Linked DNA regions of Mus musculus: region 1 is linked to region 2. Evidence: chromatin contacts called from ENCODE Hi-C or POLR2A ChIA-PET data. All regions are on one chromosome and are shown on one strand. Each heading gives the region's core, a stretch centred on a gene start or an enhancer-like site at or near the end of the contact. The rest is flanking DNA. Distances are from core to core; before and after follow the strand shown.

Region 1 (5,300 bases), core at 316-2,815, 180 kb before region 2:
CGCTGATTTATCATGGTGCCAGCCATGCTGGGCTCTCTTGAGGGAGAGTGGACTCCACTCTGAGGCTTTGTCTATCGTAGACTTTCTCCAGCTGTGTTCTCTCTTTCTAATACTTCACCTTACCAGCTCCCTGGCTCCGGCTCTGGGCTCCGGGCTCTGTCCTCACACCCCAGCTTCTCTCCTGCTTTCCCTTCACCTTCTTTGTTAGCTAACCTCAGCGTGGTGATACAGAAAACAAAGCCTGACCTGGTTAACAAGAAGCCCCTGCCCACCTTCTCTGGGCTTCCTCTTTCCTGATTGATGCTGTGGATACTGTCTGCCTGGCACCTAGGCTGGTGCTAAGGGACAGAAGTGGTGCCGTGACCACTCATGGCTCCTACCAAACAGAATCACCGAATAAGAGCTCTGTGACCTCGGATAGGCCCCCTGTTTAGATCTCAGTGCTTCTTCCCACACCTGCCTGTGGCAGCCAGGCGTTCTCTACACGGGGATCGCTTGTGGTCAAGCTGGCAAGCGAGGCCTGAATGCCAGAGTGGAAACTGAATCGCGGTGCTGGCTCAAGGATCATCAGTCCCTTGCCACTCCTCCCATATAACTATAAAACACCACTTCCTCAGCTCCGACTTGTTCATTTTCTATTTTTATAGCCATTCCAAAAGCAAACCCTAGACATTTGCATAATAGGCACGCAGTTCACTAGCCAAAGCCTCAAACCACCCCTCAGTCACCAGGGGAAGCAGCTCCTCCCTCAGCAAATCACGAATGTCAGCCCTGCAGGAGAGCCTGGCCCAGCCGGTCACCAGAGGCACAGGCAGTGGGTGAGATAACTCACTGTCTGCCCCAGGGTAGAGTCCTCGGCAGGATCGGCTCACATAAGCTGCCTTGGCAACACGAGACCGCCTAGCAAAGACCTCCCAGTACAGGCCCCTAGACAGGATTCAGACCTCATCCTGCAGGACCCCGTAGCCCTAGGTCTCCCCAAGAGGCCCGTCTGGAGTGGCTGAGGCACTGGGAGTTCTCCAGGCTTGTCTTAAACCCATGTTTGCATAGTTCACACACTGATTTCATTTATATGGCCAGTTATAAATCAATAAAAAGCAATCTTCTATAAAGACGCGTGTATTCACACTTTATACAAGAGCAAGGGAACAGACTGTCCGTACCATTGTGTTGCATGACTGAGCAGGTGGAGACAGGTGGTGACTCTAAAGGCCACCACCACGCTGGGTGGAGAGCCTGCTGAGGGTCTCTGAGATGGCTCAAAGTCCCTCAAAGAGGCCCAGTGATCTTGGGTCATCTGGGGCCACTCTCAGCTTTCATTTCCTTATCTGCAAAGTCAAACGGATGGTCCTGCCACTAATCAAATCAACCAAGCCCACAGGGATAAAAGCCTTTTGTGAAGAGGGAGTCATGAAAATGGAGGGGTGGGGGGAGCGTACAACCGTGGCCACTGTCATCTGGTACCCAAAGGGGACTAGCCGTGCCGTGAAGCTGTCCCCAGTGCCCAGCGGAAGCCTCTTCCTGACTTCTCCTGCTTTTCCTTAGCTGAGCCCCAAGCTGGCACCTGGCAGCCTGCCAGGCTGACCCAGCAGTCCTTTGCCAGTTCATGACCTCAGATGTCCCTTGGAATCTGTTGTACTAAATCTAGTTGGTTCTCGCTCTTCTCTGACAGGAAGGCTGCTTTGCACATGTGCTATGAATGGTGAGGAGGGACCGGAGGGTGGGACTGGCGTTCCTTATAGCTCTGAGCTGTAGCTCTGGCAATAGAGTTCAAGCCTCCTTAGCGACCAGGCTGGGACACACCCAACAGCCTGGGGCTATAGCTTCAGAAATCTCTAAAGGCTTGGGTTGTCTGCTTTGACAGGAATGAAACTCCTTCCCCTGTGGTGCAAGAAGCCCTTTGCAAGAAATCTTGGCTTTCTGCCCCATTCCCACTGCTGACCGATGACCGCTGACCTGCCTACTTAGATGCCTTCCGGGCATAACTAATGAAAGTCAGCTCCTTTGGATAGAGCAGGGCTCTGAGCACCTCCAAGCCCCCAGTCATAGTACAGATGGGAACCAGATGCCTAGGAAGAGAAGTGGCTGACTTGCTTTGTGATTAAATGTGCATTTGGGAGAGTCTTAACAGCCATGCTCCACTTGATCGCCAATCCTCACGGTCACGAACGCCTGGTACCCATGAAAAAAAAAAGAAGAGTTTTTCCAGGTGTAATTAGTTTAAGTCATATGGGATGAGAGTGGCCATAAATCCATTGATTATGCTCCTCATAGGAAGGCAATGGAAAGGCATCAATACACAGAGGGTAATAACCAAGAAAGGCTAAGGAACGATGTTACCAACAGAAGCTGGAAAAGGTAGGGACAAAATATACTTTAGAACCTTCAGAGGGAGCCTGGCCGTACCAACAACTTGATTCCAGGCTTTTGGGTTTCTGGAAGGGTGAAAGAATGCATTGCTGGAGGTGGCTGTTTTGTTCTCTTGACACAGAATCTCACATAGCCTAGGCTGGCCTCAAACTAGCTATGTAGCTAAGGGTGACCTTGAATGTTTGGTCTTCTAGCCTCCATTACCAAGTACTGGGGTTATACCATCCACCATGCCTGGTTTTTGTAGTGCCGGGGACTGGGCCCAGTGCTTTGGCCCAGTTTCTGTTGTTTCAGGTTGCCCAGTTTGTAGTGTTTTGTCAGTGTGCCCTAGGAAGCAATGCCCACGCTAAGGCTCTTTCCGGGGTATCCTAGGGAGGCAGAAAGAGTGACACAGGGAGCTTCCTGGGCCCCTTGCAAAGCCTGAGCTTTCAGTCAATCATCAGAGCAGGCACCGAAGACTCAGTGACTCTGAGGAAGGGTGGTTTTTTTTCTAGCTGTGATTCTGAGTCGGAATACAGACACCCAGAATGAAACCATGAAGCCACTAGTGATGCCCCACAGTGACGTCTCTCCCCTGCCGCAACCCCACTGGTACCACCCAGCCTTCTCTGGGATAGCCCTAGAAAGTGGGTTCTTCCAGAGCCTTCCAGATGTGAACCCACAGAGAGCAGAGGTATCTCCCTCCCCAGTAGACGCACCTGCCTAAACACAGATTTAGCAGACACTCTAGACGGCTGGCTGCCTTCACTGTTGAATGAATCTCAAGCTTCTGGCCATGTCTCGGCAGCAGAGACTCGGGTGGCATCCCCTTCACTGGGACCACCCACAGCTTGCTGCCCTTTCTTCCCAGCGGCCCATATTTCGCTGGACACACCGTCTCCTCCTGTTCTGGCTGGCCTCACCGCTTCCGATCTACCCTCCTCTCCCATTGCCCCCTCCCTTCCTCAGTCAGCCCAGTGTGTCCGCAGGTTGTGCCACCTTTGTGCACAGGTTCAGGCCACCTTCCCAGGGTCGCCACAGACCCAGTACACCTGAAGACTGTGATTCTGTTCCTTCTGCTTCTCCCTAACCTCCCTGCTTGGCTGCATGCACCTCCTATCAGGGCCCCTCCCTGACCAGGTAACTTCAATTCAATCCCCATCCAGTCTCCAAGCAGCAGGCAGCTTCCCGGTGTCAGCAGGTTGTATCACCTTTGAGCTCGGAAGAAAGCTGGGCTGGCTCTAACATGTAAGGCCTGCCCTGTTAGAGCCACCCTATGGGTCCTGAAGACTCCACAACCTCTCGAAATAGTACCACAGATGGGACCACATGCTCAGACATATACACTAGGGGAACATTACACACTCAAACCATAAAACGTGCTCATGTGTTCCTTACCTACAGGGAAGAACTAGTACCCACACTCAACCTCCTGACAGTGGGAAGCCCACCTTTCTAAAGGCCTTGTCTCCTCCTTGGGGAGGCAGCTCAGAAGCGAATGTGGACTATCCAGGAGTAGGGTGGGGCTCTTACAGTATTCTCTCTCTGCCTCTGCTCTCACTGAGAGATCTTCCCAGACTGCTGACTAGTAGGAGAAATGCATCCTCTATCTTGCAGAAACCTAGACATCTACATTCTCACATGCATTGAAAGTTCAGCCTTTGTTAGGCAGCTTGATCAACCTAATGGTCTCTGAGGGAAGGGGCAGGGACCGGGAACTCCAAGGCTGCAGTCCAGAGCCAGCCTGGGGAGGGGAGACCTGGCTCTTGCTCAGCTCCAGACAGGAAGTGGGTGGAGCACTGGAAGCATCGCTCTTCCTCATTTTCCCTTGCTTGCCTAGACTTTCAGAAGCGATGTCTCCTCAAGGAGGGAGACATAGCCTCTCCTTCACCTTTTCTGGTTTTTGGTTATTTTGTTTTGTTTTGATTTTGGGTTTTTTTTTGTTTTGTTTTGTTTTTTCTCTTTCTGAAATATAAGACACACAGAGAAACTGTACCCTTTATACTTGACCTGGTGGAGGCGATTATTTGGAAATATTTTCTCCCCTTGGGATTTGCTTTCGCTAATGGTATGTGGGGAGCAGTCAAGCGGAGTTATAAGTAGAGAGCCCAGGAGACCTGGTGCTTCCTTTGGTCTTTCTTTAGTCTCTGCCTCTTATTTCAGATGGCTGCCAGTTAGGGGAGGAGGGGGCATGTGAGACAGCAACCCTCCTGCAACCCTCAGAGACGCTCAACCTGAGACAGCTGACTCCTAGCCACTTGCAAACCAGTCAGCAAAACACGTCTGTTTGTTGTCTGCACTGGCCCCGGGGTGGCGTGTTATGGCAGCATCTGATGTCTTCATAGTTTCTCTTACATTCCATATACCTTCATAGCCAGTATGGATCCCAGCATCCCCAACTGGTTGCTGCACCCCTCCCTAGAGAGCCACTTCTCAGTTGAGATTGCCTCTGTCAGATTGGCCTGACATCAGGGCAGTTCTAGAGGGCATCTTTCTGACTAATGATGACCACCCTGGGCAGGTGGTCCTGGGTTGAATAAGAAAGCAGGCTGATCCTTTTGATCCTTTCATGTGCATTGAGCCAGTAAGCCGTGCTCCTCTGCGGTCCCTGCTTCAGTTCCTGCCCCCAGGTTCCTGCTTGGATGGCTTCCCCTGAATTTTCTTTCCTTGACAGTGAACTGTAACTTGTAAGCCAGATAAGCCTTTTTCTCCCCAAATTGCTTTTGGTCAGGCTGTTTACCATAGCAACAGTCAGCAAGCCAGAGCAGGAGCTCTGTGGGTGTCGTTGTTATTATTATTATCATTATTATCATCATTATTATTAACTTTAAAGAAAGGAAATGTATGAAACATCTTCATTTAAGTCTGTGTTCTTTACAGTATCCCCATTATAAGAGTTACTCATGGGTGCGGTTTGGTCCACCCACCCTATTCTATTGGTGAGTCATTGT
Region 2 (4,906 bases), core at 1,827-4,326:
GCCTGTTCTGACAGCTTTTCCTCTTTATTCTCACCCCGCTGCTGACATGCCAACAGAACTGAAACAAGGCTGCTCAAAAAAATAACAAAATGTTTTATACACATTTCCATATATACAACCGTACAACATTTTACAGGTATCTTTTGCACAGCAAAAGAGATATAAACATTCAGCTCCGAGAACACAGTTATGTACAAAAAACAAAAAGTCAAAAATACTTCACAACAGTGCAAAAATATTTTACATAGCATCATGGAGTAGGAGCTTTGGGGCCAGAGGAAGGTGTGTATTTCTAAAGGAAAATTCCTTTTTTGTTTTTTAGATATTAGGTTTCTTTAACTGTAAACAAAACACGACTTTCATACACTGCCCCCCCCCCCAAGAAGAGTTATTTGAGAAATTTGGCAAACTTTCAAGAGTTTGAGTCTGAGGTAAACAGCCCAAGCTCCCCTATCCGAAAGAACTGGGGGCAGGTAAAGTGGCATTGAAGCCTCCAACGTTTTGAAAGTGACTTTGTTAATGAGATATTGATGACAGAAAGAGGCCTTCCAGTCAGGGGGTCTGGAGAGGAAGTTAACCCCTCCTTCCCTAGCCCCAGCTGCCTCACAAACAGGAAACCGGCTGCTGGGCACCTCCAGCCCGCCCTTGGCCTTTTCCAACTTCAGCCAGCTCTCCCTCACCCACCTTTGTAGTGCTTCTCGCCCTCCCTGCCCCCCATCCCCCTGTTCACAACCTGAGCCACCTCTGAGCCAAAGCGCTGGGGCAACTAGCAAGAGGGAATAGCTTCCCCAGAAAACTCCAAAGTCGGGTCTGGGCTTCAAGTGCATCATTTTCCCTTTCCTGGAGGTTAGGGGGAATAGAACTACTGTTGGGGAGCCACTATGTGTATGTTGGGAGGGGCGCACAGAGAAGTCTTCTGGCAGCTTAGCCCGAGTAGGGCTCATCTAGGCTGGTGCTGTCAGCAGGGCCCGATGGGTTGCCAGGGCTGACAGGGGTGGCATCCAGGCCTCCGCCCTCGATGGAGCTCTCGCTGCCTGTGCTCTCGCCCGACAGCAGGCGTGTCACCCTTAAATCGGTCTCCAGGGTGCTCACGTCATTGCCAAAGCTAAGGTCGCCCAGGTCACTAATAAGCTGTGACAGTTGGGCCTTCATGTCTGAGGCACAGACTGACAGAGGAAGTGATGTCCCCGAGCTGGGGCCCAGCGAGACCCCGCCGTCCCCCAACGCCTCCTCGTGGCCATTTTCCAGCGGGTCCAGCAAGTCCTCACATTCCAACTGCATGGCCACCACCAGCGCCCTCTGCGCCTCAGCCTCTTCCTCTGCTGGATCCCCATCCCCCACACCGTCCTCTTCTTCCTCCTCCTCCAGGCAGTCCTCCAGATGCTCCTCTTCTTCCTCCTGCAGCTCCTCCTCTTGCTGTTCCCCAAGCAGGTCCTCGGTGATGGAGCCCAGCTTGGGAGCGCTGCGGCTGCGCTCCACTGGCGGCTTGTAGCAGCAAGGTCCGTGCAAGAGCAGCTTGCGCAGCGGCACTAGTGGGATGGTGTGTGCGCCCACCAACTCCTGCTGCTGGTGACGCGCATCATCCCGCCGCTTGAGACGTTTAAACTCTGCCAGAGCGTTGGCTGATGTCTGGTAAAGCAGCAGAGCCATGGCCTGAGCCTTCTCCGGCTTGGACACCAGCACCGCGTGGCAGCGTAGCATTACCGCCTTGTGCTTCAGCTCATGCCGGTATACCCAGGCGAAGACTTTGGGTAGCCGCGCGTCTGCCACACAGTAGGTGACGCGGTGCAGCAGGTAGAGGTGGCCGGGACGTCGCAGCGCTCGCTCCTCGGCATGCACCATGCGGATGCCTTGCGCACTCACGGTCAGCTTCATCTTAGTCCCTTGACGGCCGGCCTCACTCTTGCTCCAGATCTTGCCCACCGCTAGGTCAGTGCAACCGTCCCCGCGCGCCTGGATGGTGGTGGCATTCCCCAGGTAGAGCACAGTGTAAGTGGGGTCCTCGCTGGTGATGTGCAGCTTCTTGCGCTTGGAGCGGAACATGCTGCCCACCCGGCTGAGCGCGCCTTCCGGGCAGGCTCTCGCCAAGGAGCTGAGCGCGGAGTAGTGCAGGCTCACAGCGTAGCCCTTAGGCTTGGACGCCTGCCGCGGCGGCGCCTCGGCCAGCAGCTCGAACTTGTGCTTCTTCCACGGCAGCATCTCCGGAGGACGCCCGGGAGTGGCTGGGGCGGCGGTGGCCGAGCGCGGGGTGAGAGCCCCGCAGGGCCACCAACCCAGGCTACGCTTGGCCCGGGCAAGCTCGAAAAATAAAACTCAGGCTGGGAGGACCTCCGGGGCAGGGAGATGGAGGCAGGAGAGGCCAGATAGTGCTTGGGAACCCCGCAGGGACTGGGGTAGGATATTAGAAAAAAATATTCAGGAAAGAGAGAGAGAGAGAGAGAGAGAGAGAGAGAGAGAGAGAGAAGCCTAGATGAGGAGGACCAGGACAAAAGTCTCAAACAAGCAACAAAATAAGAGAGCGGAGCGGAAAATATTTTAGAAAAAGGCCAAATGAGTGCGTACAAATAAATAAAGGTGGGCGGCTCGGCCAAAGCAACCGGGATGGTGAGAGAAATAAGCTGGAACTCTTCTTCAGCGAACGTGACACACACACAAGTCTTGGGCCAGGGCCAGGAGCCGCGGAAACTACAGCAGTGCGCCCAGGGGCCGGTGCTCCCCACCCCCAGTGGGTGCAGAAGAGGGCGAGCCCCTTGGCTGGACTGGTCCCTGAATAAGCAGCTTGCCCCAAGTGTGGTCCGAGAGGTCTGGCTGGCCGCGGCGGGCCAAGCACAGCGGTCCCGCAGCTCACTGCATCCTCGCTCCGAGGGGACGCCGGAGACTCGCGCTCGGCCGTCTCGGCCAAGGTAGCGCGGGGTTCGGAGGGCAGGACGCGCACATCGTCCGCTCCGGGGACTGCCGCTACCTCATTGCTTCCCTCCGGGGGTGTCCGGCTCCGCTTCGGGGTTCTCGGCGATCTGCAGCGCGCCCTCTGTGGTCGTGCGCGCGGTAGCCGACTTGCTCGCTTCACATCATTGCCGTCCGGGAGGAAGATCTCGGGTTAATATAGGCCGGCACGAACCATTCACCGCGCGGACAGGGGAGGAGCACAGGAGAGGATCCCTTTAGGGCTGCGACGCCGGACGCAGTTCTGGTCTCTTAAAGGGACCAGGTTGCAGGCACTGGTCGAGAGAAGGGAAGACTAGTCCACTTAGGCAACCACGTTCCAAATTTACCAGCATCTCTTTTAGCTATAGAAACCAAAAGACCTGGAGTTACCCGATAGATAGCAAGAGGAACTTAAACTTTGACACTCCACCCTAGGCTAAATTGCAACTCGCTGAATAAGTCTACGTCTAGATCGAAACTTCTGGAGGAGGCGGTGGAAGTTGAGCTTGTAGGCTCTGGGGAAAATTGCGTAGTATTTTGTCGTTGTGGTGACTGTTGTTGTGTTCCTTCTGTGACAACTTCAAGAGAATTTGCAGGTTCTGTTTACTATTATTCTTTAATAATCATCTATTAAGGAAAATAAAGAGCCAGGCGGTGGTGGCGCACACCTTTAATCCCAGCACTTGGGAGGCAGAGGCAGGCGGATTTCTGAGTTCGAGACCAGCCTGGTCTACAGAGTGAGTTCCAGGAGAGCCAGGGCTACACAGAGAAACTGGGGGGGGGGGGGGGGGGAATCAGGAGGGGGGGGCAAACTATAAGAGAATCAATTTTTTGCCTGTTACTCTTCTCCTGGTGCCATTTATCCGCCGGTGAGCAGCAAGCAGGTAGTGGAAAGTTCGTGGTTAAGATGACTGCCATGAACAATATTGAACACAGTAGTGAATGGTCCCTAAGTTACTTGCTTCCAGTTTCCACCCCCGACCCAAACTGCCACAGACCCTCAGAGTAAGGCACTTTTTCGAGACATATGAAGTTTCTAAGTAAGGCTGTGCTGCTGTTTGTAGAGCCATCACTGATGCAATTTGGGTGACAATGCTTAGTAAAAACTCAGATGATACTTTTCATACTCTTTTTTCACGAGCTAACTGGACAACGTGGGGTTTGTTTGTTCCCCTTTATTTTCCCTCCCCTGAGACAGGATCTGGTTACCTCGATCAGGCTCTACGCACATTTGGATCCTCTTGTCTCCGTCTCCACATTGTGGCATGCACCACCATGTCTAGCTCTAGACAAGATACCCTCACTCGCCGGCTTGCCCCTCTGAACCCTCCACAACCTTCTGGACACCCAGGGGCCAACCAGTAAAAGCTAAACGACTTCTATTTGATGAATGAGACATCCGAGCAAACATATATATATATATATATATATATATATATATATATATATATTTTTTTTTTTTTTTTTTTTGCTGGGTTAACTTCAGCCAGAAAAGCCCAAAGTCCTATGAGAATCTGGGAAAAGAGAAAAGAGAGTTCCCAGTGACTAAGAAAATTAAAGAGGATCCAGGGAGCAAGCGATGTTTGAAAGATGATTTCCCCAAGTGGGAGGGGGATTGGAGGGCTCTCTGAGAGCAGAGGATGATGCAATGCCAAGATTAAAATGCAGACACTTGTATGAGATTCGACAGAGTCAGTGATAACAATAAAGAAATGTTTCCCCATCAAAGAAATGTCCTATAATGGATTTAAAACCCTCTCTCTCTGTAGGAAGAAATGGCCTTTTCCTGACTGGCCGTTAACGAGGGTCCTAGTGCCCAACTTGCCAGCTGTGTGGGTGGGCTAAGGCGGGGGGGGGGGGGGGAATACCAGACACCAGGATGGAACAAACCAGAATTATAATAATCCATCATGCCAACATTGATGTTTCTTTTCTGCCAAAGGGACTGCAATATTGTGCGTATTTGTGTGTGCACACAATA

The links. A loop is a pair of places that touch in the nucleus more often than their neighbours do. ChIA-PET counts read pairs that join two places held with the same protein, here RNA polymerase II (POLR2A).
Region 1: a map of gastrocnemius shows a loop between it and region 2 (2.8-fold over the local background). The contact joins the enhancer-like site here to the promoter of Fam43a in region 2. A Hi-C loop is called at or near these places in 4 of 37 maps with a recorded cell type or tissue (CH12.LX, gastrocnemius, heart and 1 more). POLR2A ChIA-PET finds 5 or more read pairs at or near these places in 4 of 5 experiments (Patski and embryonic stem cell).

The regions. Positions count from the first base shown.
Region 1 is chr16:30,771,827-30,777,126 of GRCm38, reverse strand. No RefSeq gene overlaps it. Among named protein-coding and RNA genes, the nearest start is that of Gm33502, 19 kb to the left of the region's middle. Within about 2 kb of position 1,565, at least 2 of the 3 ENCODE cell types and tissues checked have a DNase peak (open chromatin) inside an H3K27ac peak, as active enhancers do; they include gastrocnemius and heart, where a contact is called at or near this core.
Region 2 is chr16:30,597,893-30,602,798 of GRCm38, reverse strand. Fam43a (family with sequence similarity 43, member A) reads right to left here and starts at 3,076. Exons shown (of 1, transcript NM_177632.3): 1 at 2-3,076. The coding sequence starts at 2,199. The coding sequence ends at 925.